Linked DNA regions of Mus musculus: region 2 is linked to region 1. The links are chromatin contacts, found by Hi-C in ENCODE. All regions are on one chromosome and are shown on one strand. The core of a region is the stretch at or near the end of the contact, and the rest is flanking DNA. Distances in the headings are between cores, read along the strand shown. Region 1 overlaps Aig1 (androgen-induced 1). Region 2 overlaps Hivep2 (human immunodeficiency virus type I enhancer binding protein 2).

Region 1 (3,382 bases), core at 600-3,099:
TTTGCAGTGTAGCATTTAAACATGTAACCGGTCATGGATCCCCCAGTCACGGATGACCGCCCACTTTGTGACTGTGCAATGGCTATAAGATGTTCAGACGTGCCTGGGGGGAAGACCGTGAAAACAAACGCACGGCAGATCTCTGCGGAGCTCTCCTGTCCGGCTCTGCAGTGAGTCGCTTACCTCGTGCTGCTGAGTTACTTTTGGCCTTCGCTCTTGATCCCATGACAGGAGAAGACATGCATTACTAAGGAGTCAGAGAGCTGTGGAAGGGGGGACTTCCTCAAAGAGCTTGTGTTACAGTCCCTCTGGGTGATGGTGTGTCTCTCCTTCCCATGTGTTGCCCAACTCCTTCAGGAAGCTCCCCCCTCCCACACAGACACTGTAGGGGCTGGTTTCCAGTAAGAAGATCACTGCAGCTTTTGGGAACTAAAAACAAAACAGCCATTCCTGCACTGCGAGGCTTCATATGATGGGAGGAAAAAATACAGGAGGGGCCAGAGTTCATACCACTTTCCTGAAGGTTTTATTGACTTTTCTGCAGGGGAGAAATCTCTGTGTCTTCCAGATATATAATTCATTTTATATATGTGTATGTCACACAAACATCTGTCCTATATATGTATATGTCACATATATGTATGTGTCACATATGTGTATATCATATATGTATGTATATGGCACATGTAGTCAGACTATAGGAATAAATAAACAACATACAGTCTACTGTCTTCTCTTCTTTGCATTGTATATATTCTTTGCAATATACATAGATTCATCCAATGCCAGGTTATGCCCTTATAGTCTCTAACTAGAAAATCCCAGGTAGGTTTGGTTTTTTATTTCTTCATCATTTCCGCCTTAATTAATGCTCTTGTCTCACAGAAGCTCCTCCAGGCCTTTATGTATAACACGATAACTCTGGCTGCCTCCTTCCCATCTGTTCTCTCCCCAGTTCCTCGTTCCATGCCCCGTGCCACTTCACTTCCCGTTGCCACCCCACCCTTGAGCTCCCTCCATCGTGTTGCTTCTGTGTACTACGGTAAAAGCTAACTTGAAAATAACAGGGTCTCCAAGACCCACATGGCACTCCTTGCCCCGTCTTTTAGAAGGACAGCACCGCTACTAGTGTAGACAGGAGCCAGGAAACCCTAATAGATCAAATCAAGGCAGCTACACTCTGCTCTCTTAAAATTCTGTAAGTAATGTTTGCATTTCTTACTTCACATGTTGCTTTTATTTTTTTCTCTATTTTGGTGCAGTTTTGTCTCTTACTTGAGTTCAGTTCAGTAGGAATATTTAAAATACTAACCAGTTAATAACATAATTTGATGAATGAACTATAATTTAAAGCAATTTCATTCCATTTAATAAACTGCAGGTATACTGGAGTCAAATAAAATATGTTCTGGACAGAAAGACCGTATCTGTTTAGGAATAGATGCTAGGAGTCTAGGGACTTTCCCCCAATGTACAGAATATGGCAAGCATTTAATACATTCCACAGAAAAAGAAAATGCCACTCAATCTTTATTTCAAATTGATAGTGTGTGAAAATATGCATGGAATATTTATTCTCGTGAAAATGAGCCCTCATTCATAAGTGGATCATTAAGTAAGACATGACTTCCGGATAGGAAGGGGAGGTGGAGAAGCAGTGCAGAAGGACTGTGGAGAATGCACGTTCTAGAGGATCAAACACTCAGTGGCTCCAGAATACCCTGAGATGGTTTTGTTTTCTGATCAATTCTTGGGAGCGACAGGATGCAATGGGCCACTGAGTTTCCATGTGGTGGAAAACAACACAAGCAACCAGCCTGCTAGAAACGCACGGCCAGATGGTGTACATCCAGGTCATGCTGAGCTGACGGGTTGGAAATGCCAGCTCTGCAGAGTGGTTGGAGCCAAATGATTCTTCAAGGTAACCCTGCTTAAGACTCGCATGTGCGTCTCCATGTAAAATTACACTGTAAGCAGTGTGGTGAGTTTCAAGAAGACAGGGTAGTACTTTGAGGCATTAGATGTTCCCCGTGGGATCTGGTAACTGTCCATGGGAATCAAACTCTAGTAAATGTAGTAGAAATCCAAATCGTGTTTCAGTATTGGCCAACTGTTTCTTTAAGCAAATAACCCAAAGTCAACTCACTGGTGAAGGAATGGTGGAATGTTTTAGACATGTTACATCATCTTTTGATGATGAAAGCTAACAACAGACTGTTCCATTCTTTGGTGGGTATTAGGATCCCATGACCTTTATCATCTCAGGCAAGCATATTACCATGGATTTGCATCCCTGACTTGTTCTGTTAAAGAAACACTAACTACCAGCCAAGTTCCCTCTTTCTCCTTAGGCTGAGGCTCTAGGAAACCATTCGTCTTGCCTCCCTCTCCTTGGTGCATTCTCACTTGGAGAAGTGCTCATAGGAGTTCTGGGGAGGTTGAGGTCACTGTATGCAGGCAGGAGAGAGGCAAATGGGATGACTAGAGATGCAGGGAAGCCACCAAGTACTTGTGAGTGGACAAATGCGTTCGGTGACACGTTGCATAGGGCGAGGATACACTTTGATTCTGCATACCATTAGCTGTTCAAGTTCTGTTGTTTAGAATATTAATGACTTTCCTCATGGTTGAGACAAGGTTGCTGATGAAGCAAGGTAAGAAAGGGGTTACCTTGGCAGCCAGAGACAAGGAGAGAGAGAGAGAGAGGGAGAGAGAAGGAGGGAGGGAGGGAAAGAGAGAGAGAGAGAGAGAGAGAGAGAGAGAGAGAGAGAGAGAGAGAGAGAGAGAGAGAGGTATGAATGTGGGTACCCTGCTCACTTTCTGTATTTGGTTCATTCTAGGACCCCAGGCTAAGGTGTGGTGGCTCCTACATTTAGAGTGGGTCTCCAATCTCATTTAGCCTAATCTAGAAACTCTCACAGATGTGCTCAAATGTTTGTCTCTTGGGTTTCTAGCTCTGTCAAGTTGAGATATGAGCTCCCACGTGCTATTTAGTGCATGTCTCTTTGTAGAAATTCTTTTGGTTTTCTCCTCTACTAGAGTGAGTTTGTTTTCCACCTTTCCTTTCTGTTTTCAACTTCTCTCCTCTTCCTTTTCCTTCGATAGCTTCATAAAAGTATGCTTCCCCCCCAAAAAACAACTAGTCATTTATTCATTTAAAATTCAGGTTTATCAGTATCAATTTTTTATGTGATACAGGTTGAATATGCCTTATCAAAAATGCTTGGAATCGGGAGTGTTAATGGATTTTGGATGTTGTGTTTGGTTTGGATTTGGAGGGTTTATATTGTACATAATGTGCATACAATCCCCTGGCCTGAGGATGGGATGTCTAACACAAAATCCAGTTTTTGTGTGCCTTGTACACTTATTTGGAAAGTAA
Region 2 (3,585 bases), core at 987-3,486, 250 kb before region 1:
GGGTAGATAGCTCAGTGTGTAAAGTGCTTATTATACAAGCATGGGAACCTAAATTTATTCCCCAGAACTCATATAAAAAACTCACAGTGTTAGCAAAGACAGGAGACTCTCTGGAATTGCTAGTCAGTAAGTCTAAGAGAATCAGTTACACCGAAGGTCCTAACCTCGGTGGAAACCTTAACTGGAAAAAGCCAGGTAAATGGCAGTGAGAAATGAAAGATTGTCTTCGGGCTGCACATAAGCATGCACACATACATGTATACACCTCCACCCCTTCCCACAAAAACGCTTGGCTGCGGCTCGGTGGTAGAAAGCACACTTTCAGAACCCCATTCTTACTTATTTCACTTTCCCTGTAGAGTAATGCTTTGTTCATTCAGAGATGACAGGCAGTTACCATGTAGTAACAACCCCAGGGTCAGACCTAAATTCTTCCACTTCCAGCAAACGCTGGCCCCTTCCCAGCATTGTGTACAGGAAGTGCACAGTATCTTTAGTACTAAGCTGGACTTTATGTTGAGTGTGTCTTACAAAAAGAGAAATAAAACTTTACCAATAAGTGTAAGATCACTAAATTCACACTTTTCCATGTGAATGGTGAGAGCTAACATAATTTAAGAGTAAAGAATTATCTAAACCAGTAGAGGAACACCATGGGCAAAATGTGTATGTTTTAGGTACCCGGAGGAACTGCACAAAAAAAAAAAAAAAAGGTATATTAAGAAGTGACATTTAAATTAGATCTCAAAGCACAGATGAGGACATAATAGGTAGATCAAAATTATATCTATATAACTTTCATCTATCTATTCATCTGTACCTCATAATTAGATAGATAGATAGATAGATAGATAGATAGATAGATAGATAGATAGATAGATAGATAGATAATACTGATATAAATAATATAGATAGATGTATTTAATAGATGGTAATAAAGATGTACTGGGCCTGGGTTATTTGCCAGGCTATAGAGCTTGATTTTCCTCTACTGCCACCACTTGAAGGTGACACTGAAGAAGACAGCTAAAGAGACATGGCATAGTGTCCACGAGAGACCCTGCCTCAAAAAGATAAGGTGTATGTATGACACTTGAGGTTGCTTTCTGGCCTCAATGCAAACGGACACACTCATATATACAACCAGCCCCCACACATACAAGTCAAACACACATGAAAAATGCCCATGAGAGATTCCGTTTCTTCTATAAGAAAATGCATGTCTTATGTAACAAAGAAGATTAATACATTCAATTAATAATGTCATGGCTTGAGAAAGAGACACTTGCGTGGCCCTTACCCAGGTTTCTAATAAGGACAGGATGCTAACAGTGAAAGGACCATTTAGAAAGCTGATTTCCTTTCATCGTGCCTGTTAAGTGTTTACTTAATTCACATCCTGTGTGACCCTATGGGAAAATTTTTAACTACTGCTGGGGAAATCCCATAGGGTTACGCAGGATGTGAACTGGGCTTGTGCTGAACCACCTTCAGCTTGAAAAATAAACTGGACGAGGTGAGTTTCACTTTCTGTTTGTCATAAATTCCACACTCTACCTCCTAAAGTTCACATTCACAGAGCATCGGCCTCTCTGGATGGCAGGCCAACAGAAGGCCTGCGTTCTCACTGGATCTTTCAAATAAAACTTGTAGAAAGAATATTCCTGTTCTACAAGCGGCACAAGAGGCAAGTCAGTGCCGTCGATCAAAGGCAGTCAGTGGAGCACTCCCAGAATGCTCCTGCATACCTGCAGCACACACAGGCCAGCTGCGCCTTTCCAGTTCCTGTGAAGAATGCACAGCAAACCACTTCCCCTATAGAAAGAAAGAAAAAAAAAAAAAAAAAAAGCAGCCCAACTTACTTGCTGATGGAAACAGTGTCATACTTTCCACTGGCCAAGCTTGAAACCATTACTGATTTAACCTTCATTAATTTTTCCACAACGATTTGCAGAAATGTCAGGAAGCAGCTGTATGAAGACTGATTAATTATCCTTATCATGGCTACTTCGCCAGGCACTTGTACCCCCCCCCCCCACTCCTATTGATACATGTATGTGTAGAAATATCTAAATATATATTCTAGCATGAAAATGAAAGTCAGCCCTTTGTCCTCTGTTGGTTGAGATGGGTGGTATGGGATGTGTTACTCTGAAAATCTAGATTGATCTGCGCTGTCTTTCAAGGGCCCAAATCTGGATCTGGAGGCAACCCCATGAAATTTGGGACAGTAGCCATGAAGGAAAAGCTTGCTTCCTGCCGATTACTCAGATCTGTTCAAACAGACGCTAATGGATTCATGTCTTAGAGCAACACTGCATGTGTTAGTCAATCACAGAGGCTCGAATTCACTTCCGAAATGTGAATTAGAAAATCAAATGCCCTTTCTCTACTTTTTTTTTCAACTTTTCTTTCCTGCCTCATCATTTTAGATTGCAGGGTACCATCTGTCTCACCCCATCAAAGAACACGCTCTGCATGCCTGGCACAGACGAGGGAGCAGCACACCTCACAGCCCCACGTGTCAACCGCCGAGCATCGTTAAGGCAGGTTCGCCACCCAGTCTGGCCATCTGGGTGACTGGTTCAAGCAAGTTTGGCTTCTCGGGCAGCACTAATGTCAAGTAATACTCAGGAAGATAAACACTGGCAAACTTATTTTCCCTCTAAGACACAGGAATGTAGACAGAAATGTCAACGTGCACCTACTAACGCTGCCAACTAGAAAGCTTCAATAGCAAAGGCTTGTCACATCCCTGAAATACGAAGACAGTCCAAACCTGGCACCTTCCATAACAACTCCAATTTTAAGTAAGAACCTGTTTTTCCTGCCCTCATACTAAAAGGCAATAAAGTGGAACAGGCTTAGAACCAAATGACAACAGTATCTTTCAGAGAGACGGGGAGAGGCCCTCCTAAGACTACATAGACAACACCACAGACCATCCAAAGGCTCCCTTCTTACAGACACACTCATTCCGCAATCCAAAGAAACCCTGGTGTACAGCACTGATGTAATAACAAGAGGCATGCGACATCCAGGCCAGATCATGCGGATCTGGGCCAGAATATCAGCTTTGAATCATATCCCACACTCAATGAACAAATCATAGCATCAGGTGAACTACCTAACCTCTCTGTGCCTCACTTTTCTAATCTGTTAAATGGAGATAAAAGTAATGGCTCCATTAGAATTACTTGGTGCTTTAAATTGGCACCATTTACCACCTTTAAAGTGGCCACCTTTACCAGGCCATTAGGTCTGTATTTTTCAGTTGATGTTTCTGACTTAAGATTCATCTAAAAGTCAGAGAGACATAACATGGGAAGAGTTCCTGAATTCATTTAAGCAAGCTCATTGTATTTTTGAAAAGATGTGTCAACCATAAGGGAAGACATGCATAGATTTGAATATGCCCATTAAAAATGAATTAAATAATCTGGGGTTAATAACTTTTTTTATTGGTACTAGTAGGACAAGCATGTAATGATGGGTGACACTGGGGCAAGCACTCCTGAAGACTGTCACAACTCATCACTTCTGCTAGGCCTAGAAAGCGCAGGCAGGAGGAGCCATCAAGACCTG

The links. A loop is a pair of places that touch in the nucleus more often than their neighbours do.
Region 2: a map of T-helper 2 cell shows a loop between it and region 1 (3-fold over the local background). The contact joins two enhancer-like sites. A Hi-C loop is called at or near these places in 2 of 37 maps with a recorded cell type or tissue (T-helper 17 cell and T-helper 2 cell).

The regions. Positions count from the first base shown.
Region 1 is chr10:13,834,742-13,838,123 of GRCm38, reverse strand. All of the region lies in intron 1 of Aig1 (androgen-induced 1), which reads left to right. Among named protein-coding and RNA genes, the nearest start is that of Aig1, 33 kb to the left of the region's middle. Within about 2 kb of position 1,849, at least 1 of the 3 ENCODE cell types and tissues checked has a DNase peak (open chromatin) inside an H3K27ac peak, as active enhancers do.
Region 2 is chr10:14,084,246-14,087,830 of GRCm38, reverse strand. The region is part of intron 2 of Hivep2 (human immunodeficiency virus type I enhancer binding protein 2); the gene reads right to left. Among named protein-coding and RNA genes, the nearest start is that of Gm51759, 41 kb to the left of the region's middle. Within about 2 kb of position 2,236, at least 2 of the 3 ENCODE cell types and tissues checked have a DNase peak (open chromatin) inside an H3K27ac peak, as active enhancers do.